Regions from separate parts of the Mus musculus genome. Here region 2 is linked to region 1. A link is a loop called in an ENCODE intact Hi-C map of the cell type or tissue named here. Cell type or tissue: left cerebral cortex. All regions are shown on one strand. Links, peaks and the distances in the headings refer to the core of each region. The heading gives the core; the rest is flanking DNA. Region 1 has its middle 85 kb from the start of Slc39a10. Region 2 has its middle 58 kb from the start of Gm39638.

The links. Peaks named below come from ENCODE experiments on the same cell type or tissue, not always from the same donor. Only the 100,000 strongest peaks of a DNase experiment are listed, where the experiment ranks them.
Region 2: it touches region 1 in a loop (14-fold over the local background); 2 of 42 quality-filtered maps call a loop at or near these places.

The regions. Positions count from the first base shown.
Region 1 is chr1:46,932,468-46,944,133 of GRCm38, forward strand. No RefSeq gene overlaps it. Among named protein-coding and RNA genes, the nearest start is that of Slc39a10, 85 kb to the left of the region's middle. In left cerebral cortex, for the core only: a CTCF peak has its summit at 7,038 (motif pointing left); a DNase peak (open chromatin) is centred at 5,412; H3K27ac peaks cover 5,017 bases.
Region 2 is chr1:47,188,209-47,199,874 of GRCm38, forward strand. No RefSeq gene overlaps it. Among named protein-coding and RNA genes, the nearest start is that of Gm39638, 58 kb to the right of the region's middle. In left cerebral cortex, for the core only: no CTCF peak of the experiment used is centred there; DNase peaks (open chromatin) are centred at 5,019 and 8,020; H3K27ac peaks cover 1,854 bases.

The DNA of each region.
Region 1 (11,666 bases), core at 1,930-9,929:
AACTATCATATGGAACAAATTCATCCCATAGCACTAGAGACCTATCACATACAACATGGCAATCTCTTTTATATCTAAAATGATTTCATCGTATGAGTCTTTGAAAGGCTCCCATCTTAGAGAATTCAAAGACTTCTACATCGATAGTCTCCTAAACCACTGAATTGAAAATGATAACAACTAAAAAGGTCCCTTGTATTTTTAGCAGTTCCGATGGCATGTAAAGTGATCAAATGAATTAAATTAAATTTTGGAAGCAAACCTTCAGATTCAGATTAGTGCAAATGTCTCTGGGGTCCAGTAAAACTATAAAGGATCTAAAAAGACTTTAAAGAATAAGGTTTTTGTGATTAACACTAAATTACCTAAGGGTTGGAGAGAATAACAGTTTATAGTCTAACAACAAATCAGGATATCCCATGTGTATGAATAAGCTGGAGGTGGGGTGGGTCTGTGGGGCAGGCTTTGCTCATTTTTATTTTCTCAAGAGCACAGTAGACAACCTGTGAGATCATTAGGTGACACCCCACAACTGGAATCAAAGGAAGATAAAGAAAATTTATGTGCATCAGTACTGACAATTTGTCTCATTTTTCTAATGACAAGCCTTACAGGAAACAGAACCTCTGATGTCTGGCCTTGTCTGAAGGCATCTTAGTGTGTGTATGTGTGCTTAACATAAGGACTCTACTTTGACTGTGTCTCTCCAATGTCAGAGATACTTATTGTATGCTACCATGAGAAGCCTTTTTGTTAAGCACACTACAGCTTTTTAGTACACCTGTTTGAGTGTTCATACTTTTGGACAGCTTGAAATAGTAACAATGAGAAGCCTTGCGATACAGGAACATGATGTATATAGCCAAAAATCACTGCTTTTAGTATGGAAGAAATTTCGTTGTTACAGAAAACAAATCAGTTTTTGTAGCTAAAGCTTATGACTGCTTGCACATTATTTTCCTGATTTCCTTCTATTCTTGTATTTGAAATGGAAAATAAAGTCTACCCTAGTATATTTTCTAGAAAGTCTATGTATTGTTATTTGATCTCTGCTACTTATTCATAAGTCACTCTTGCCTGAAGTGACAATGGAATTTTGTAATTTTTCTCTATTCCTCATACTGACTACCCCCATTGAAGCCACAGCCCTCTGCTTTAAATTATAACAAGAGGAAGCAATGGTGCCTGCTGTTAAGGCCTCTGAGCTACAGGAAGAGAATCCTTGGGTCCTGTCTGTGTGAGATTCATCCCACACTCTGTGTATCCATGCAATCTCAGCTTTTATGAGAGAAGGATAGAAATGAGATGTGGTTGGGACCCACTGTATATCTGTAGCTAGCCACACAATAAGTCTGAAGAAAAGTCCACAGAGCTGTTCTTGTGTCTCTCTTTGCTACCTGGACCTTTCTATAGATAGCCTTCCTTATGTTGGGTCAGAATTCCAAGCACCTGCACTGGAGTTCACAGTGGTGGTGCCACATGGGCTTTGGTACTTGGCAGTGTTGTCAGACATCAGACATCACTTGGCAACAGAACCAAGGAGGTCCATCCGAATTGCCTCCATGTTTACACTAGTCCCTATGAATTCCAGCATAGCTTTTATTTTACTCCCCCTCCATTCCAGTGTGATTAAGCCTTGAGGATGCCTCATAAAATTTCATAGTTTATTTGTCTCTTTTAAACCACCTCTGAATCTTAAGATTAATAAACTTTAATCTACAGTGTGGTTTTCTCCTTATCTGTGGCCTAACTTCGATTCTTCTTGTAATTGTTTAATGGAAGAAGGTAAAATCCTTTGAGACTAAGAGTTTACAACCTCTCTCGTCTCATTCTGGAGACCTCTGCCCCATTTTGCTTGTTAGAGTTTTATAAAAGTATCAAGACTTCTCTTAATGAAGACAACTTAGAGACCCTCTGTCGTGAACTTTGCTCAACTCAAATCAGAGAGCTGGCAAACAAAACCCCATTAATTCATGTAAACCCTTAAGGAGCATCCTTAACACTCTGGCTCTGACTCTATATTACTCTGAAATACAGCTGAAAACGCCTTCCTTAAAGGGATGTTTTATGATTAAGGAGACAATGTTCTTAATGTGTTTTGTTAATTAATAGTAACATCCAGATGCAGGAACTATAGATATCCCAAGGAAAAAATGAAATACAAGAGGGTTGTAAAATTTCTGTTATCAGCAAACTCAAAGGAAAATTGCATATGGTAGATATTCTTAAACAAATATGTTAAATATATACATATATATTAAACTAGCTCTCGTGATATGACAAGTGCCTTTGAGAATTGTCATCCAGTGAATATCCTGGTATACTGATAAGTAAAGGAGAATTCTACAGAAGGATGGTGAATATTGTCAAACATTCTCTGAGCAAGGAGTAATTATCCTTTAAAAAAAAACTTTTTATTGACTTTTTTTGTGAACTTCACAGCATGCTCCCCAAACAACAAATGTGGATAAATAAAAAAGAAAAAGAAAAAAGAAATCATCTCTCTGTGGAAGGTATAGTGTGTCATGGTGTGTCCCACAATTCCTTTTGCCCAAACAGCTTCTCCTGCAAATGTTCATTGTAGCAAGTCATTGGTCTGGTTTAAGGCCTCTGACTTCTGCTGCATTATCAATACTGGATCCTTATCAGAACTCCTTTCAGATATCCTATAGCTTCCCTGCATCATAGAGGTACCTCAGCTTTGGTTCTGCAGGACTGGTCCTTACACATGCTCCACCAGTTCATAGACGGGGTAGATGTTAGGGTCCTGGATCTGTGTCTGGATCATAACTGAGTTGGTCGGCCCACCTCCCTTCCTGCACCCACACAACCAGGGTGTACTCTCCTGCTTTGCCCTGGGTGGGCCAGTTCTCCATCTCTCATGTCCTCTGACACCTGCACCCCTGCCAACGGGACTAGCTTTACTTGCTGCCTGGATAAGGTGTGAGACCCATTTTTTTGGGTGCTGTAGCCAGTGAGGGGCAGGGCCAGCTCTGCATAGCCCTTGGACATCACACGGCTCCTGGTGGCAGCTCATAACAGCAGTGGGCCATGGATATTGACCCAGACACGGTCCTCATCTTCAGTAGGGACTAGGACCTCATCCCAACCTCAGGTGGCAGTGCAGACTACTCATATCCAGCTGTTCCTCACTACTTTCTTATTTCTGGTTCTGTTTCTCATCGTGGTACATACAGTGTTTTGCTTCTTCTTCTTCTTCTTTTTTTTTTTCCTCCCATCTTTCCACCACTTACTTGCTCATCTTAGTGGCACCAGGGCCTCTAGGTGTTTTTTTGCTCTATCATACCATGTGGTGGCACGTGGTGGTCCTCTTGAAATTACATCTTAATTTCAACAAGCATAGGGGAAAAAAAAAGAGAGCGGGGTTGTTGACTTGACATCCCTCAGAGAAAGAGAGCATGGGAAGGCTCATGGAACCTCATCTTACCTCAGGCTTTGTAATTTTGCCCTAGTTGTGAGTGTGTTTCCAGAGGTGCTACAGCACTTAGGAAGATGAACTGAAAGGGACCCGATCTATGCATCTATGCATTGTCCATGCCTAGAGAAGATTGCCTGGGGTTCTCCTGGGGTCACCCATGCTCCGTTAATTCATCCTCTGTATCACAATAAACTTGTTGGCTCTCCAGGGTGAACTTGGTGAAATTATACTTTGGTTTGTGTGTGTCCTCAGGACATGAGGAGGAGGTAAATGTTTCTGTCTCCCAGGGAAGGAATTCTCAGAGCAGGTTCGTGCGTGTGTGTTTGAAACAAGCACCTTTACTCAAGCACAGGTAGAAAGAGGTGTTGATAGAAGAAACTTTGCTAGTGCAGCTTTTAGCTCTGGCATGTGGGGGCGATGATACCTGACAGTGTGTTTGAGGGCACTTTGGCAGTGTGTATCAAGATGGCAAATCTGAGCACACTTTGACCCAGCAACTTAATAACGAGTACTTTATATGTGCACATCCATTGCAGCAATGTTAGCAAGTGTTAGAACCACCTGAGTGTTTGTCAATATGAGACTAGCTTCCTAACTTGTACATTCAGCTGTATATTTTGTAATTAAGGAAGACTGAGGCAGATTTGCATCTGCAGTTTTGAAAAGATCTTAAAGACATGTCTTTCAACAAGATAAAAAGCAGTATGCCTGGCATGATTGCAAGTAAAACAAAGAAAGTGTGCAAAATCTGGACTGTAATACACAAAATAGTTTTGTATTTTATATGTACCAAACAGTTAGTAACTGGTTAATTTGTTGGAAGAGAGAGTGGAGAGAGTGTTCGAACAGCAACAACAACAATCTATTTTTATTTAATACTTAAAAAACTCCACAAGTATATATAAACTTTTTTTTTTTTCGAGACAGGGTTTCTCTGTGTAGCCCTGGCTGTCCAGGAACTCACTCTGTAGACCAGGCTGGCCTCGAACTCAGAAATCCGCCTGCCTCTGCCTCTCAAGTGCTGGGATTAAAGGCGTGCGCCATCACAGCCCGGCCAAAATTTTTTTTTTTTTTTTTTTTTTTGAGAGAGAAAACAGCGAAATATTTAGCAGCTAGGTTTTCAGGCAGATATCATACTCTGGGAACACAGGACACTCAGAATCTCATTGTTACCCTAAAGTAGTTGCATAAGACCCACCTGCAGTGGATCTATAGCACCCTTGAGACCAAAACTTCTATCTTCTAATCCAGGACTAGAAGCTAGAAGATGGAGATGAGATAGTGTTTATTGGGCCATGGATGTAATTCAGTAGTACAGTAACTCCTTAGTATCTGTGAGTGGTTTGGTCTAGTATGCTGTTGTCAGTGTGGGGGGAAAACATTTATTTTTTAATCTTACACACTGAACTTTTTAACCAGTTAATTGATTTTAGAGATGGGGATTGAATTGAGGCCTTACACATGGCCTGCTTCCCTCAACCCTCAAATGTGTCTTTATTTTAAAATATTTATCTGCCTCAAATTAACATGAATAGACTTATGACTATGTAAATATTAATCATAAAACTTTATTTCTATCATAAATTTATTAAAGACTATTTCTCTCATGAAATACCTATTTCAATAATATTTAAGCTTGAGCATGAACATTTAAAATATTACTCTGCTAACTTTTGAAAAGTGAACAGGTATTATTTTCTTTGATAAACTTTTTTTGTTTGACAATTAACATCCAAAGTATAGTTGTGGGAAAAAAAACTTACATACTAAAGAGTATATTTGGGATAGCAATTACTTATCTAGTATGCACTAGGTCTTAGGTTTGTGAGAAAGAATAAGTTATGCAAGCTTGAAATTACAGAGAAGTCCTGTACTTCAGTTTGTTCCAGTAAATACATCCTACACAAGCTATTTCAGGCTTCTCATTTTAAAGGAATTTAAAAGTAGCTGCTAAAAGGACTCATGGTCACGATGAACGCATGCTGTGCAGAAATGCACTTATGAATCATAGAAAGGAAGTCATGTTCAACAACAGTAAGTAGGTTTTTAACACTAACTTCATCTTCATTTGGATTCTTGTACATCCCAAGCATCAGAAGGAAAAATTAAGTCACAGATCATTTCTCAGTTGAAGTTAGCTAAGTTGAAAACACGTTTTTTGATAAGAGATAAACTTAATACTTTTTGAGTGTTGTTTTAAAACTCCCAAGATAGTTTTGGGATGAATGAGATTTAACAGAGGAAGCAAAATATTGCTTATCTTTACTTTGACCCACCTGAACTGGCTGAAACTGCATAGTCTTAAAGATGTGTAGACCATTCTATTAATTTACTTTAAAAGACTATGTGGGTAATTGCCCCCATGACCAGAAATTTGTGTGTGTGTGTGTCTGTCTGTCTGTGTATCTCTGTGTGTCTGTTTGTGTGTCTACATGTATGTTTGTCTATCTGTGTGTGTTTGTCTGTGTGTGTCTGTCTCTCTGTCTGTGTATCTCTGTTTGTCTCTGCGTGTGTGTATCTGTGTGTGTCTACATGCATGCATGCATGCATGTGTGTGTGTGTGTGTGTGTATGTGCTGAGGGTTAAATTCCAGCTTTCAGATATGTGAAAGCACTCTATCACCAAGCCACTTTCCTACTCCTTGTGCTTTAAATGACATCCCTCACCCCTGACATCACTTCTTGATGAAGAACAAAATAACATAATTTTATACCTGGAGTTTTCCACCTATGGGAATCATTAGTTTTGTGTAACTAATTAAAATACCTGTGGAAGTTAATTTACACAGAGAAAAGTTTACTCTAGTCTGCAACTTTTGATATTCTAGCTCATGATTGGCCCTTTTGCTTTGAGGCAGTGGTGAGGAAGTACTTTTCATGGTGAGAGTGCTTAGTGAAAACAACCATTGATGTAATGGTTGGGATGGGAAAGAAATGAGGAATAACCAAGGTACCATGGTTATTTTAGGGGTACATACCTAATGACTTAAGGATCTCCCCCTGGTTCAACATCTTACACTAGCACTATCCCTGGGAATAAGACTATTAAATGTCTGTTGTGCAGAGGGACCGTTTATGACGTGAATCATCTATGAGAGCTTGGACCAATATTACCAACTGTTCCATGTAATTCTTGGACCTAACTGGGTGCTGGATCCAGCAACCTGTCTATTTTTCCTCCTTCTCCCTCTTGTTTTTTCTTCCTCCTCTTTTCCCCCTTCACTTCTTTCTCTTCCTCCCTCCTCTTCTTCTTCCTACTCTTCTTCCTGTTCTTTTTCTTCTTCTTCTCTTTTGTAAAGAAGAATTGTCATTCTTTGCAGCTGACATAGTTACATATACAAAGTCAGATAGAATCCACACAAAGGTTTTAAAAATTAGTGGATTTAAGGATATTACAAGATCGACACATGAAAATAAACACTGCCTCTGTAACTAAGAATGGACACAAAATGAAAATTAAAAACAAAGGTCAAGGACTGGAGAGATGGCTCAGAGGTTAAGAGCACTGTTTGCTCTTCCAGAGGTTTTGAGTTCAAATCCCAGCAACCACATGGTGGCTCACAACCATCTATAACAAGATCTAGTGCCCTCTTCTGGCCTGCAGACAAACATGCAGGCAGAATGCTGTATGGATAATAAACAAACCTTAAAAAAAAAGAAAAAAGAAAAAACCCAAAGGTCAAAACATTAATATTTTAGGGGTTAGCGGGTTACTGAGTAATTAAACATATGCTTGCTGCTGATTCTGACTACCTGAGTCTGATCCCCTATACCCACAAAGTGGTGAAGCATACCAACTCCCACAATTGTCCTCAGACTTCCACATGTGGACTTGGAATGTGCATGCCTCTCCCATAAATAAATAAATAAATAAATAAATAAATAAATAAATAAAATGCATATAAAACATACAGATGTACATTGTAAGCTATAATATTTTCCCCAAAATAATGAAAGCAGAGTCAGTGCAGGTCAGTGGTGCTGTGATGTCAGTTTGCCCATATTGCTATGAAAATGTAAAACAATCTTCAGCAAATATTTATTTATTTTGTGTGCCTGGGTGGTTTGCCTGCATGTGCATTTACTATGCATGTAGAGCTTGAAGAGGCCAGAAGATGGCATCTGTTATCCCCTGGCACTTGAGTTTCATATGGTTTTTAGAGACTGTGTAGGTGTTGGGAATTGACCATGCAAGAGCAACACGTGCTCTTAACTGCTGAGCCATCTCTCCTAACCCAATGCCACACCATTTTTTGAAGAAATATTTAAGCTAGTAGTTTGTATTTTATCAGTCTCTAACATATGAGAACTACTTCTGAATGGAACTATTTTTAGTGTGGGAGGAAGTACTACAAGATATCTTGTCTGATGCTTTCTGGATACCACTTTACTTTGAAGTGTGAACTCATAGCAGCTATGGTTACCTGCATGATCTGCACAAGATTGAGTCAGATAAAATTCCAGCATGAATGGGAGAGGAGCTGCCACAAACTTCAATCCCCAGTCAAGGAGCTATTGTAGTTGATGCCTTCTGGGGGGAAGGAGAGTAATTTTTCCTTGGGGATGTGATACCTAGTAGATTGCCCACACTCCAGTGGATGGCCCTGTGCCCTTGTGCATAGTGGGTTATTTAAAGAAAGAAGAGAACATGAAATTAGATAGAGATGGGTGTCGTCTGTGTCCTGAACTACTAGCCACCTGACCCTACCTGCCCGTGGGGGCTGGGGGTGAGATGATGCAGAGTCAATGGCACAGACTTTGGGAGCAAGTGAGAAACACCACAGCAAGCTCCCTGTACACTGCTGCAAGCTCCTTTAATACCTTCCACCTGCGCCCTCACTGGTCCCAAGAAAGCATCTCTTCTAAACAGCAGTTCCTGATTGGCTGGCATTGTCTGCACCAGCAATCCTCTCAGGCAGTCCTCAATTAGATCCTCCTGCAAGAGATGCATTTGAAGCTGTGTGGACCCCTGCATTTACATAGAGAAGGTCCTGCCTTTTTCTGCTACAGATGGGTTAAGGGGTAACTGAGAAATTGTCAGGGAGTTTTAGGAGTTGGACATTATCAAAATACATTGTATAGGTATTGCATTCTGAAAGAATTAAATATAATAAAATACACTTTTTGGCTTATTTTCATTATCATATTAAAATTTCATACCCGGGGAAATTTGTGCAGACACCAGCAACTTGACAAAATCAGAAGAAATGCTCAATTATCAGGTTATACCCCCATGCCAAGGAAACATCTATGCTTCCAGAAAGCTGGTGAGGAGGTTGTCTATCTGCCTTCTGCTTTGCTTGCCTCACTTCACTGCCTGAGAACACCCCACAGACCTGAGTACCAGGCTGGAAAATTGTTCACCCATCTTTTTTTTTTTTCCTTTGGATTTCTCTGAAGATTCAGCCTTTGCCTGAACATGCCATCCTGATATTCCAATAGTCCTTGCTGCTTCCTAGTCTATCACACTGTCAGTGCCTTCCTATATATTTTCATTTCTTTCATTATTTCTGCCACTCACATGTCATTTTTTATTAGCGTTCTTTCCTTGGTTGTGGAGGAATTTAATCCAGCAGCATGGCTGTTTTGACAAGGGATCACCTTCTAGGTTTGTGTGATCCAGCTGGAATGACACACTTGGAATCTCTCTGGCTGGAATTCAGACACACTTTTAGTACACACATATAATCCCAAGCAATATAGGCAAGGTTAGTTTGTAGAAGAAAGCAGTCATGTTTGGAAGTGATATCTAACTGACAGGCAGACAAAATGATGAATCAGAGAAAGATTTGACTGAATAAGAGATAGAATATGCCCAACTCAAGTGATAACAGCACAGGAAAGAGAGGTGACTTAAGAGATCAGTGGAGGACAGCATCTGGGGGAGCCATCTTGGTTCTCGGATTCTGCCGAGACTATTCTGCGAAGGTGAGAGTGTGGACTACAGAAGCTAACAGCTTCTGGGACAGGTCAAAGCCACAGAGCTTCTGAGGCAGACCCCATTTTGGGTTCCAGACATCTGGGCACCTTCCCTTTTAGAGGAGAGGTGTATGCCCCACCCAGGAGGGCTTTGCCACAGCATCTGGGGAAGCCATCTTGGTTCTGGGATCCCACCGAGATTAGTCTACACAGGTGAGAGTGGGGACTACAGAAGCTACACAGATTCTGGGACAAGCCCTGTTTCGGGCCTTCATCTTCTACCAGGAGGCAGGTCCAAACACCAGTATCTATCCACCTTCTCTTCAAGAGGAGAGCTTGCCTGCAAAGAGTGCTCTAACCACTGAAACTCAGGAGAGAGCTAGTCTCCCAGGTCTGCTGATAGAGGCTAACAGAATCATGAGAGGAACAAGCTCTAACCAGAGACAACTATAACAACTAACTCCAGAGATTACCAGATGGCAAAAGGCAAACGTAAGAATCTTACTAACAGAAACCAAGACCACTCACCACCATCAGAACCCAGCACTCCCACCTCAGCCAGTCCTGGGCACCCCAACACACCTGAAAAGCTGGATTTAAAAGCATATCTCATGATGATGGTGAAGGACATCAAGAAGGATTTTAATAACTCACTTAAAGAAATACAGGAGAACACTGCTAAAGAGTTACAAGTCCTTAAAGAAAAACAGGAAAACACAGGCAAACAGGTAGAAGTCCTTAAAGAAAAACAGGAAAACACAACCAAACAGGTGATGGAATTGAACAAAACCATACTAGACCTAAAAAGGGAAGTAGACACAATAAAGAAAACCCAAAGTGAGGCAATGCTGCAGATAGAAACCCTAGGAAAGAAATCTGGAACCATAGATGCAAGCATCAGCAACAGAATACACGAGATGGAAGAGAGAATCTCAGGTCCAGAAGATTCCATAGAGAACATGGGCACAACAATCAAAGAAAGTGCAAAATGCAAAAAGATCCTAACTCAAAACATCCAGGAAATACAGAACACAATGAGAAGACCAAACCTACGGATAATAGGAGTAGATGAGAATGAAGATTTTCAACTCAAAGGGCTAGCAAATATCTTCAACAAAATTATACCAGAAAACTTCCCAAACCTAAAGAAAGAGATGCCCATGAACATACAAGAAGCCTACAGAACTCCAAATAGACTGGACCAGAAAAGAAATTCCTCCCGACACATAATAATCAGAACAACAAATGCAGTAAATAAAGAAAGAATATTAAAAGCAGTAAGGGAAAAAGGTCAAGTAACATATAAAGGCAGGCCTATCAGAATTACACCAGATTTTTCACTAGAGACTATGAAAGGCAGAAGAGCCTGGACAGATGTTATACAGACACTAAGAGAACACAAATGCCAGCCCAGGCTACTATACCCAGCCAAACTTTCAATTACAATAGATGGAAAAACCAAAGTATTCCACGACAAAACCAAATTCACATATTATCTTTCCATAAGTCAAGCCCTTCAAAGGATAATAACAGAAAAAAAATACAAGGACAGAAACCACATCATAGAAAAACCAAGAAAGTAATCCTTCAGCAAACCTAAAAGAAGACAGCCACAAGAACAGAATGCCAACTCTAACAACAAAAATAATAGGAAGCAACAATTACTTTTCCTTAATATCTCTTAATATCAATGGACTCAATTCCCCAATAAAAAGACATAGACTAATAGACTGGCTACACAAACAGGACACAACATTTTGCTGCTTACAGGAAACCCATCTCAGGAAAAAAGACTGACACTACCTCAGAGTGAAAGGCTGGAAAACAATTTTCCAAGCAAATGGTCGGAAGAAACAAGCTGGAGTAGCCATTCTAATATCGAATAAAATCGACTTCCAACCCAAAGTTATCAAAAAAGACAAGGAGGAGAACTTCATACTCATCAAAGGTAAAATCTTCCAAGAGGAACTCTCAATGCTGAATATCAATGCTCCAAATGCAAGGGCAGTCACATTCATTAAAGAAACTTTAGTAAAGCTCAAAGCACACATTGCACCTCACACAATAATACTGGGAGACTTCACCACCACACTATCATCAATGGACAGATCATGGAAACATAAACTAAACTGGGACATAGTGAAACTAACAGAAGTTATGAAACAAATGTTTTTAACAGATATCTACAGAACATTTTATCCTAAAACAAAAGGATATACCTTCTTCTCAGCACCTCATGGTACCTTCTCCAAAATGGACCACATAATTCGTCAAAAAACAGGCCTCAACAGATACAAAAATATTGAAAT
Region 2 (11,666 bases), core at 1,961-9,960, 260 kb after region 1:
GCCTCCAGCATTACTTTGAATGTGTTTATATGAATTAGTTTTTTACATTTTATGTGAATAAAGGAGATTTTTAGATCATGCAATAGGTATATATATATTTTGAATGAAAATTGGCAAACTGTTTTTAAATGCTTCTGGGACACTTTATATCCACAGACCCCATAAAGCATGAATGTCCCCAGAGTCCTCTGTCCTTGTGACTACTTTGTGTCATTTTGTTTTAGGATTTTCATTATTTCTGTGTTTGAAGTAATGTCTCATATCTCACATTAGCATTCCTCCAAAGACCAGCCATGCTGGGCATATTTGCTTATTTGTTACCTATGTAAGTTCTCCAGTAAAGTATTGATTTAAATCTCTTATCCATTAATGACAAAATTGGCATATTTCTGATAGAGTTTAGAGAGGCTTTTAGAAAATATAAATTTTAGATATAAGTACTTTTTGGGACCTGGTCTATAAAACATCATTTATAGGCAACACATGTGTACTTTATTCTCTCAAGAAAGGTAACTAGCAGAAGATCTCATGATTGTCTTCTTTTCACAAATTGTAGGGACCTCAAAGTCAGCTCAAGACACCTCAATATCAAGTTTTCAGCACAAAGATTTGTCGGGCATGGTGGTGCATGCCTTTAATCCCAGTACTTGGGAGGCAGAGGCAGATGGATCTCTGAGTTCGAGGCCAGCCTGGTCTACAGAGTGAGTTCCAGGTCAGCCAAGGCTACACAGAGAAACCCTGTCTCAAAAAAACAAAACAAAACAAAACAAAACAAAACAAAACAAAACAAAACGAAGCTTTATCTGCCCCAGAAGAACAGAGACAAGAATAAGGGACAAAGACAGGAGCTAGAGGAAGAGAACAAAGGAGACAAGGGACAAGGGAGAGGAGGGAAGTACATTTGTGTGTGTGGGGTGGAGGGAGGATGATGACAAAGGACTGTCTCTGGATGGGGAGGACAAACAGTCCCATGTGCAAGTGTTTTTTTATGATGGTAAAGTGGAAGTCCTTAGGATGAGGTGATTAATTTTGATTGGGCATGTTAATTACAACTAACGGGCACTTTTGATAGCTGTACTTCAATATTTCAAGAGCTGGACCATTGTAGTCAGCCTCAGAAGGAGGAATTAGTTAAAGAAGAGAATGGACTTTGGGAGTGAGCTTCAGGAGTGTATTCTAATGGGTTTTAGCAAGGTGGATGGAGTGGGAGAGAAGGGCAAGGCCTGCCAGAGCTATGTTCACCATGCTCTGTCTGGCTATAGTCTCCCTTTCTCTCTCATTCTCTCTCTCTCTCTCTCTCTGTCAATTAAGTTATTTACTTTACACTCCAATTAAAGCTTCCTTGCCCTCCTCTCTTTTCACTCCATCCCTCTTACCTTCTTTCCTCACCTCCACCTCCTCCCTTTCTTCTCAGAAAAGGGAAGGCTTACACTGGATATCAACCAGCTTTGGAATATCAAGTAAAACTAGGTACATCCTCTTCTACTGAGGATAGAGAAGGCAGCTAGGTTACGGGAAAGGAATCCAAAGGCAGGCAATATAGTCAAACATTCCAGACTTCTGCTTTAGGAATCACACATGAAGACTCAGCTGCACATGTGTTACATAAGGCAATTCCCATTAAAATTCCAATGTGATTTTTTTTACAGACTTTGAAAAAAAATACTTAATATGGAGAACCAAAAAAACACAAATTAGTTAAAACAATCATGTACAATAAGAGAACTTCCGAAGTCATCACTGCCTCTTATTTCAAGCTCTACTACACATAGAGCAATAGTAATAAAATCTGCATTATACTATCATAAAAACAGATAGGGTAATCAATGGAATCACATTGAAGAACCAGAAGTAAATCCACATAGTTATGGACACTTGATTTTTGACAAAGAAGCCAAAAGTATACAGTGGGAAAAAGAAAACATCTTCAACAAATTGTGATGGTCTAACTGGGTGTCAGCATGTAAAAGAATACAAATATATCGATATCTATCCCTGCACAAAACTTAAATTCAAGTGGATCACCCATAAGCCAATTTAAACAGGAGGTATAGATTTAAACCGAGAATTCTTAATAGGTGAATTTCTAATGACCGAGAAGCACTTAAGGAAATATTCAATATCCTTAGTCATCAGCTGAGATGATGATCTCACATTGGTCAGAATGACTAAACAAAAACTTGAGTGACAGCTTATGCTGGTGAAAATGTGGAGCAAGGGGAATATGCCTTCATTGCTGGTGGGAGTATAGACTTGTGCAACTACTATAAAGTCTCTTCACTAAGGAAATTTTCTTTCCTTCCCAACTCAATAAAAATATCTTCATTGGTTTCATGTCTCTTCTCTGTTAATAGATTAATAACAACAGAGAAAATAGGATTACCATATTAATTTTCAAATAGTGAGAATCTTGACTGGCACCTTCTGGCCAGTCTTCCATGTTACTCAACCTCATGGGGTTTCTGTTGACATCAATGTGAAATAGAACACTGTTTTATAATTTTTTGTGAAGACTAAGTTAATGTCTATAAAGTGGTCAATTAGAGCAGAATAGTTGTTGTAAATTCAACAAACAGCCCTCCATTCTATGTTAATAACATTTATTTTGGCTACTTTTATAGACCTGAAGCATGTGCTTCACCTTGTAAGATGATGAATGCAGGGGGACCAGTTGAGAAAATAGCAAACCCAACAGAAAGAAAAAACAAGATTTTTAATAATGCATGTGCTTCCAATGTCTAGAATTCTCTGCCAGATACTGTAGTCTGCTGACTAGCTGCTTAGGAAGTCTGAAAATTGGTCTGTCAACCTGTGATGGACAACTGTATAATGTACTTCCTGGGCAAACTCAATTAGAGATACAGCTTTGGGTGGGAAGAGGCCAGAGGAAGTGATTAGTGCTCATAAAGGCATTATCACTCCAATAATTGTGTAATGAAGAGCCAGCGAGTGCTTGCATAACTGTGGAACAAGCAGAAAGTGCTTATTAAACAATTTCTTTGGTGTTAATCAAAGACTGCTTTTCTCACAGTAGATCATTAGTTGTGATTTTATTTATTCCAAGTATCAATATTATCTTAGATTTCTCTACTGTAACTCTAAAGACTTTAAACGATGATTTTTTTTTTGGTTGTTCTTTAATAGTTTTGTTTTTACAATTATCTAAGCAGATCATTTTAACCTTGGGAGATCACAAAAATGTTAACTCAGAAAAAGTTAATCTGTGTACAGAAGAAAGCCTCTCAAAGCCAGAGCTAAGACTCATTATTGCTGCATGTGATTGTTTGGGTAGTCAGTGCTGGGCAACAGCACTCACCTCTAGGCTGGGCTGCTCATTGTGCCCCTTACCTAGACACAGGACCTCTTAAAAGTTTTTCGACGATGGAACCTAGATTATATTTCTCAACACTCTCCCTTAGTGTTATGGGGTTTGAACTTGATACTGGGAATTTAAAATGTCCTTGAGATAGAATTTTGGATCTGCTAAGTCATATATAAATGAAAAAATCATGTTAAAGCTCACTCTCGACTGACAGCTGTGTAGGAAGGAGTGTCCCATAACAGGATTTAATTAAACTCTATAAGAAATTTGCTTAAGCACTTTGCCAGAAATGTTAATTTTTTCCCCAAAGGAAAAAAATTGGCTTTTATATTGCGCTTAAGTCAGTTTATTTTTCCTGCAGAGGGTCTTGCAGTGGAGAAGAATTTAAGAAACCTGATTCTTGCCCTGTTTCATCTGACTCACTGGATGAGTTGTCAAAGACTTCTTATTCACACTTGCCTTGGACTTACACAGTAAAAGTAGACACAGACTAGATAAGTTTTAAGCTATTTTATATCTCCAAAATTCTGTAATCCTATACATTAAAACTAGTGACCACTGTTACTAAATTAACAGTAAACAATAGAAAAATTAAAATTATAAATTTAATAAAAAACAGTCTATTAATATTTGAAACCTGAATAAGCTGCTCCACATTGAGGTGGATAGTGAAATGGCTCAGTATTTAAACAAACTACACTTGTATATCAGTGTAAGTTACAAGTATGCCACCTATGAAGGTTAATTGCCAACTAGACAGGATATAGGATCACTAACAAGAAAAGCCTTTGGCATGTCTGTGAGGGCATGCATTATTTTTATTTTCTCTACTGTGTTAATTCTCAGAAGTTCAAAGGATATTGATTTAAAAACAGACAGGCCATCACAGACAAAGCTTAGAGAGGAGCTTTAGTTCTTTATTGTTATTTTCATTCTCCACATTCTAACAGATAAAGAAGTCTGAGCACAAGGCCCCTGCTTTTCCCACATTTCCCTGAAACCATGGAGAGACATATGTATCCTTTTTGCATTCTGATATATTTAGTAAAGTGCTGAGTTTAAAACATAAAGACAGGTAAGGTAAGCCATGTTAAATATCTGAAACAATGGGAAGGTGATTTTAAGTTCAGCATACATTAATGGATCAAGGGAAGCCGAGAAGAGTTCATGGAGTTGGACTACGAAGTTTCAGTTCTCATGCTGAGTGTTTGGATAAGGGTAATTGAGGTGGGACGGCTCACCCTTAGTGTGGTGTGGTGGCATGACTGTCCAAAGGATGCCCTGGACTGAATAAAAGGAGAAAGCAATCTGAACTCTACCATTCATAAATCTGGGCTTCCTGATTGTGGATTCAATGTGAGCAGAGGTCTCAAGTGACGGTGCAATGACTTCCCTTTAAACTGTGAGCCAAATGTCTTTCCCACATGTTGTCTTTTATCAGGATATTTTATCACAGCAAGAAGGAAACTAAGACATCATCGTATCCACAGTCATACACAAGCACATTCACTGACTGCAACTTTGTAACTCTTTAAATGAGAGAAGACTAACAATGGATTTTCTTTCCCCAATACAGTTAAAGAGAAACTAAAAATACTGTCTGATCATTACTCCTCTATAGCACAGAGCATCTGTTTCCACTAACCACCCACTCTGGTGTTCTTTTCTAGGTCTTCATCCAAACACCAGCTTGCTGTTTACGCCTCTGCAGCAGTCGGGACCTTTCCCCACTGAGACTGACTCACCAAGCCCTGCCAGTGTTAATTTTGTTAAATTCAGATTCAGGAGAAGTTGGAATCTTTATTTCAAGGCAGAGATGCAAAGAGTCAATCAGAATCGTGTTCTTTTTCATCCAGAAATTTTTTTTTTATTGCAGAGAGGGAGTATGCAATGTTCTTTGAAGATGTTTGTCTTCTGCCTACAGTTGTCTCCATACAGTTTATTATGTCATGTTATAAGAAGAGTAATTCCTTGTACATTTCTGACGTTCTGGGCATTTGGGTGCTAATATGGATTTTTATCCTGCAATGGAAGAAAACCCAAAGAACCAAACAGTTAGTGCTTGCTGACAGTTCTGTTGATAAGTCTGCTTCAGTGGAAATAATCAAGGAAAACATTGGTATTATTAGGACCTTAGTCCTGGGCTTCTTTCACCAAGGTTACCCAAGTTCTCCCAGTTGAAGGGAAGGAAGAAGCCTTTCCTAGTAACAAGAATTGTGTTGCTGAGAATCTGATACCATGTACAATGCCATTCTAATGACCTAGCCCTACCTGGTACCTGCATTATGGGAGGGAAATCTGATCTTGAGGTTGGCCATGATAGAAGCTTTCCTTATTAAACTAGGGTAATTCAAGTCTATGGAAAATCTTAACCTACCTAAGCGTATATCTGTGTCCAGATTCACATTCTTGTGCTTCTGGTTTAGTGAGGCCTACAAGCAGGTCTTCTTTACTGTGGCTCCCCAGTGTCCCTAGTAGTGACTTTCAGGCAACCATTGTTGGCTGGAGGGATGAAGCAGGGCTCTGAATTCCTCCCATCTTCTCTATCCATATCATCCTGCCTTCTTTCAAAAAGGATTCAATCTTACACGCGTTCTCGCGACCGGCCAGGAAGAACGCAACAAGCCGGAATCTTCTGCGGCAAAGCTTTATTGCTTACATCTTCAGGAGCCAGAGAGCAAGAGAGCAAGAGAGCTCTATTGCTTACATCTTTAGGAGCCAGAGCGCTAGAGCGCAAGAGAGCAAGAGAGAGAATGGCGAAACCCCATCCCTTTTAAGGAGAATTATCCTCCGCCTAGGACGTGTCACTCCCTGATTGGCTGCAGCCCATCGGCCGAGTTGTCGTCACGGGGAAGGCAGAGCACATGGAGTGGAGAATTACCCTTGGCACATGCACAGATTATTTGTTTACCACTTAGAACACAGGATGTCAGCGCCATCTTGCAACGGCGAATGTGAGGGCGGCTCCCCACAATTCAACAACAAAGAAATTGTGTGCCTGCTTAGACTGACTTCTAGCCCAGAATGTCATATGAGGATTTTTAAATGCTACATTCTTGTAGGGAACTCCCAGTCTTGTGTGCTTATAAACCCATCAGTCAGTAAATCTGCAGCACAACAGGTGATCAGGACTAAGGTCCATGCCTGAGGCCTGCTGCTGTCAGATGTCTATTTCCCTTGGAATGTGCAAATGCTAAGGCAGATGTGCAATTATGCCATGCAGTATTTTGGGCCTGTCCCTTGTGAATAAAGTTGCTTTCATCACTTCAGAATGGATCTTTTGTTAATCTCTTTGGCCAGCCAGTTCCTCTCAAGACAGATGTTGGTATACTCCATGTATGTCTCTGCACATATTTATGTATCTATGTGCACATTATTTTGTAAATAAATGAAAAATATGTGGACCTATGTGGGCACATTTAATTTATTTAATCTTGGAATAAAATTAGGTAAATTAATTTAGATTAAACTGAGGTACATAAATCGGTATGAAAACAAAAGAAAAAGTTGTTCTAATTTTGATTTTTAAAAATCTAGTGTGAAGATTTGCCTTTTTGCTTATGACTGTAATTGATGTTTTCACTGTTGTTGTTTTTTTTCCTTTTTATTATTATTATTTTTTTGAGAGCTTCCTTTTCTCCAAGCGTTTACTGTGAACACATCCCTGCAACTTCCTGACAGTCATGCTATGAGAAGTTAGAGTTATTTAAGGAAGGACATGTATAATGTTGTGTAAAGTTGGGTTTAGGTCTAATCGTATGATCTGATTTTGAGTTTAGCTTAGTGAAGATTCCCTTTTAAAGCATGATCTTATTAATTAGCAATCAGGAGGCCTGGGCTTTATTATAAATGTTTGAGAAGCCACATTGCGTGGCCCATACCTAAGGCAATACCTTCAGTTCAACCCCCGGGAAGCTTAGGCAGGAGGATGCTAAGGTTTATACCAGCTTTAGCTACACTGCTAAACCTTGCTTCAACCCAGCAAAACATAAGTGTGCTTGTTGCTTTTTCATCCTTTCTAAAATCGCTTACTATTTCGATATCATCTTCACTCTTTTCATATTTTATCATATATAAACATCAATAATGTATACACTTAAAATTTATTTGATTTATATACTGGGAATCCAAGTAAGTTTTCATTTTTATTTTTGAAATGCATATATTTAATTTTTAAATGGTTTTATTACACCTTATCATCGAGGGTGTGTATGCACGTGTGTGTGTGTGTGTGTGTGTATGTGTGTGTGTGAGAGAGAGAGAGAGAGAGAGAGAGAGAGAGAGAGAGAGAGAGGAAAATGTGGGCACTGATTTTCTCCTTCTACCATGTAGACTCTAAGGATGGAACTCAGTTCATCAGAGTTGGTGTCAGGTGCCTTACCTGCTGAGACATCACACCAGCCCTCTATGCATAGTTTTAAATGTAGTAATTTTCAATCAAAAGTGTTTCACAGTATTACAGTGAAATTCTATGCCATAATTGACTCATTATTTGTTCTATGGATAGATGTTTGAAGTTTCTCTGTGGATTTACAGCTACAAAGCACCAACACTTGTGAGTCTATTGAAGTTGTACATCCTTCAGAGCTTATCAAGTGAATGTCACTATTTCACTATGATGGCCTTTCCTGCCTAATTCCTGCACAGCTTTCTTCCTTCCTCTCTTCCTTGGTTCTTGTTCTTTCCCCTGGGTTACTTCATACTGAAGAGTTCTCTTGCTTTCTAATTTTGTGTACAGTCCTTTTATAGAAGGAGTTGTGAGACATCAAAGATGTCTCCAAGAGCCTGCTTATAGTAACAGGAATTTTGGTTTCTTTAAAAAACACAGAAATATTATAAAAGTATGTTTTCGTTTTAATCCCAGGTTTATTTCCAAGATATGGGGCTGCTTTGGACTGTCCACAGAAGGTGAAAATGATTTGCCACTTGCTCTACTAGAGGCATGGTTTTGCCAGCTGCAGATAGTTTCTGTAATTGACATTTGACATTTGGAATTGACATTTGACATTCTGGGAATTTTCAAAGGGTATATAAATGCAAGAGCCCTGAGAAGATGGGTTGGTGGCTGTTGGTCATTCATTGGGATTGGACGGGGTTTGTTTGTAGTCGTGCTCAAAGATGAAACAAAAGGAAAGAATTTAGATTCTGGGATCTCTGTATCCCTTCCATTCTTCTGTCTCTCTTATTGGTGACAGGAGATTAAACCGGGGTATATATATATATATATATGATGTACAGATCTATTTATAGTTCTCCCTTTTACTGAAAATAGTCTGTCTGTATCTAAGTTGCCTGTGAGTGTGTGTGTGTGCATGAAAACATGTATGTATGTCTGAGGTGTGTAACTGAGTTAGGAATGAAGCCCTACTTCTAACTTCTGTGCTGTCATACAGATCAAGGAAAGGGTGCACAGCAATAGAAAAACTCCCTAGGCAGCCACACCGACAGCTCATGCAAGGTGTTTCTAGCTTTCAGCTTTCCTTTCATCCCCAGCCTTGAGGGTCTGACTGTCTCCTTGTGAGAATGTCTGTTCATTTCAAGTGTGTTTGTGACACCTCACCAGCCTTTCTTACTGCTGTGCTGACTGTTTTTCTGGTAGTTACGTATGCTCATCTTCAGTTTTATGAGATTTTAACAAAATAGTTCTGCATAAAGTGCTGTAAGAAGCACTCCCACTAGTAGAGCTTGTTATTCAGTTTATCAGTACTTGGTAATGAAAACACGGTATAAAAATAACCAGATGGTCAGATAGAAACAAATTTCACCAAGTAAGTAAGTAAGTAAAGAGTGTTTGTTAACTTGCATTTTCCACATTACAAGTGACATGTACCTCTACATATCCACATATAATAAATATATATTTTGGTCTTCTGTTTAGGGAAGTATTTTTACATATTTTCTACTCTTCCTGTTCCTTTCACATTAAGGTTCTGTTTGATTGTCTTCTCATTATGCCATTTTGCCTTGTACATTATCTATAGCTAAATATAGGCATTAGTAGTACATTAACAGTACAAACGTAGGTCCCCAAAAAGGTTTTATCTGTGGAAAGTTTGAAAATAGCAAACACCGGCTTGAGTTAGTCCACTCTGAAAGACAACGTGGATATTAAAGGTTGTAAAGTTGTTGGTTCTTATTAGTTGTGACAAAATATCTAATTAAATCCCACTGGTAATTCCATGGTGGATGGCCTTTGCTACTGCACTGGAAGTAGAAGGAAGACAAATCCAGGAGGCTGGCATTTGCTGGCTGTTTCTAACTGTAAAGTACCACAAGAAAGGGGCCAACAAAGACTGAGCCTGTGCAAGCTCATTCACAGAAGTAATATAAAGGGCATCAGCCAGGCCAAGGATGCTGTCTGTGTTCCTAAGCCTTATTATAGCTCCCTCGGGAGTTCTGCATCAGAAAGCCAGGTGACTAGAAAAGGGAAGTTATCAATTTTGCACTCCCACTTAAGCTTCCTATTTCCTATGGGTTTAGGTCCCAAATGTAACCCCCCATTCCAGTCCCTCCTTCATTGAGTCTCTACCCCTTCCCCTTCTCCTCTGAGAGGGTGGGACCCCCCACCCCCCACATCGTACTTCCCTTCCTGACACATCAAATCTCTGCCAGATTAGGCTCATCCTCTCGCACTGATGCCAGAGACGGCAGCCATGAAGACTGGGCTGCCTGTCTGCTATGTATGTGCCTGGTGGGTAGTGGCGTCATTCCAGCCTGTATATATTCTTTGGTTGGTGGCTCAGATTTTGAGAGCTCCCAGGGGTCCATGTTTGTTGACTCTATTGGTTTTCCTGTGAAGTTCCCATCTACTTGTGGGACTTCAATCTTTCCCCTAATTCTTCCATAGGTATCCCCAATCTACACCTAATGTTTGGTTGTGTGTATCTGTTTCTGTTTACATCTAATGCTAGGTATAGCCACTCAGAGAACATTTATGCTAGGCTCCTGTCTACAAGCATAGCAGAGTATCATTAATAATGTCAGGGATTGCTATTTATCCATTGGACTGCTTTCAAGTTGAGCCAGCTATTGGGTGAACTTTCCTTCAGACTCTGCTCCATCCCTGCTTTCTTTTAGACAGGCCAAATTTTGGGTCTAAAGTTTAGTGGGTGGGTTGATGTCCCTGTCCTTCCACTGGGTGGGGGGTCCTGTCTGGCTACAGGAGGTGGCCCCTACATATCCCACTGTTTCTTGTATGCAGCAAAATGATGGCTCTTGTTTATATATCCAGTCTGCTAGCCTGTGTCTTTTTATTAGTGAATTGAGCCTGTTGATGTTGAGAGATATTAATGACCAATAATTGTTAGTTCCTGTTGTTTTAATGTTGGAGTTGTTACTGAGTATGTGTGATTCTCTTCTTTTGGTTTTGCTGTGAGTTGATTATTTCTTGTGTTTTCCTGGGTGTAGTTACTCTCTTTGTATTGGAGTTTTATTTCTATTATGCTCTGTAGGGGTGGATTAGATGAAAGATATTGTTTAATTTGGTTTTGTCATGAAATATCTTTGTTTCTATATCTATGGTGATTGAGAGGTTTGCTGGGTATAGTAGTATGAGGGCGCCATCTGTGGTCTCATAGGGTCTGCAAGGGGGAGGATCTTCTGGCTTTTAGTGTCTCTGTTAAGAATTCATGTGTAATTCTGATAGGTCTGCCTTTGTATGTTACTTGCCTTTTCCCTTACAGCTTTTAATATTCTTTCTTCGTTCTGTATATTTAATGTTTTGATTATTATATGGCAGAAGGATTTTTTTTCTTCTTGTAAAATCTATTTAGATTTGTTTAAGCTTGTGGTATGTTTATAACTATCCTTCCTTTACATTAGAGAAGTTTACTTTTACTTTGTTGAAGATGTTTTCTGGCCTTTTGAGCTGAGAATCTTCATCCTCTTCTAGTCCTATTATTTTTAGGTTTGTTCTTTTCCATGTGTCTTAAATTTCCTAGATGTTTTGAGTTAGGAACTTTTTATACTTGGCATTTTCTTTGACCAATGTATCAACTTCTTCTATGGTATTTTCTATGCTTGAGATTCTCTCTTCCATCTCTTCTATTCTGTTGATGATGTTGGTGTCTGTAATTTGTGTTCTCTTTCCTAGGTTTTCAATCATCAGGGCTGCCTCTATTTGTGTTTCTTTATTGTTTCTTTTTCTATTTTAAGGTCTTGGGCCATTTTATTCAGTTCCTTTACCTTTGATTGTACTTTCCTGTATTTCTTTGAGGAACTTATTCATTTCTTCTTTAAGAGTTTGTACTTGTTTGATTGTGTTTTCCTGTATTTCATTAAGGGATTTTTTTTTATAACCTCTTGTGATGGTTTGCATATGCTTGACCCATGGAGTAGTATTATT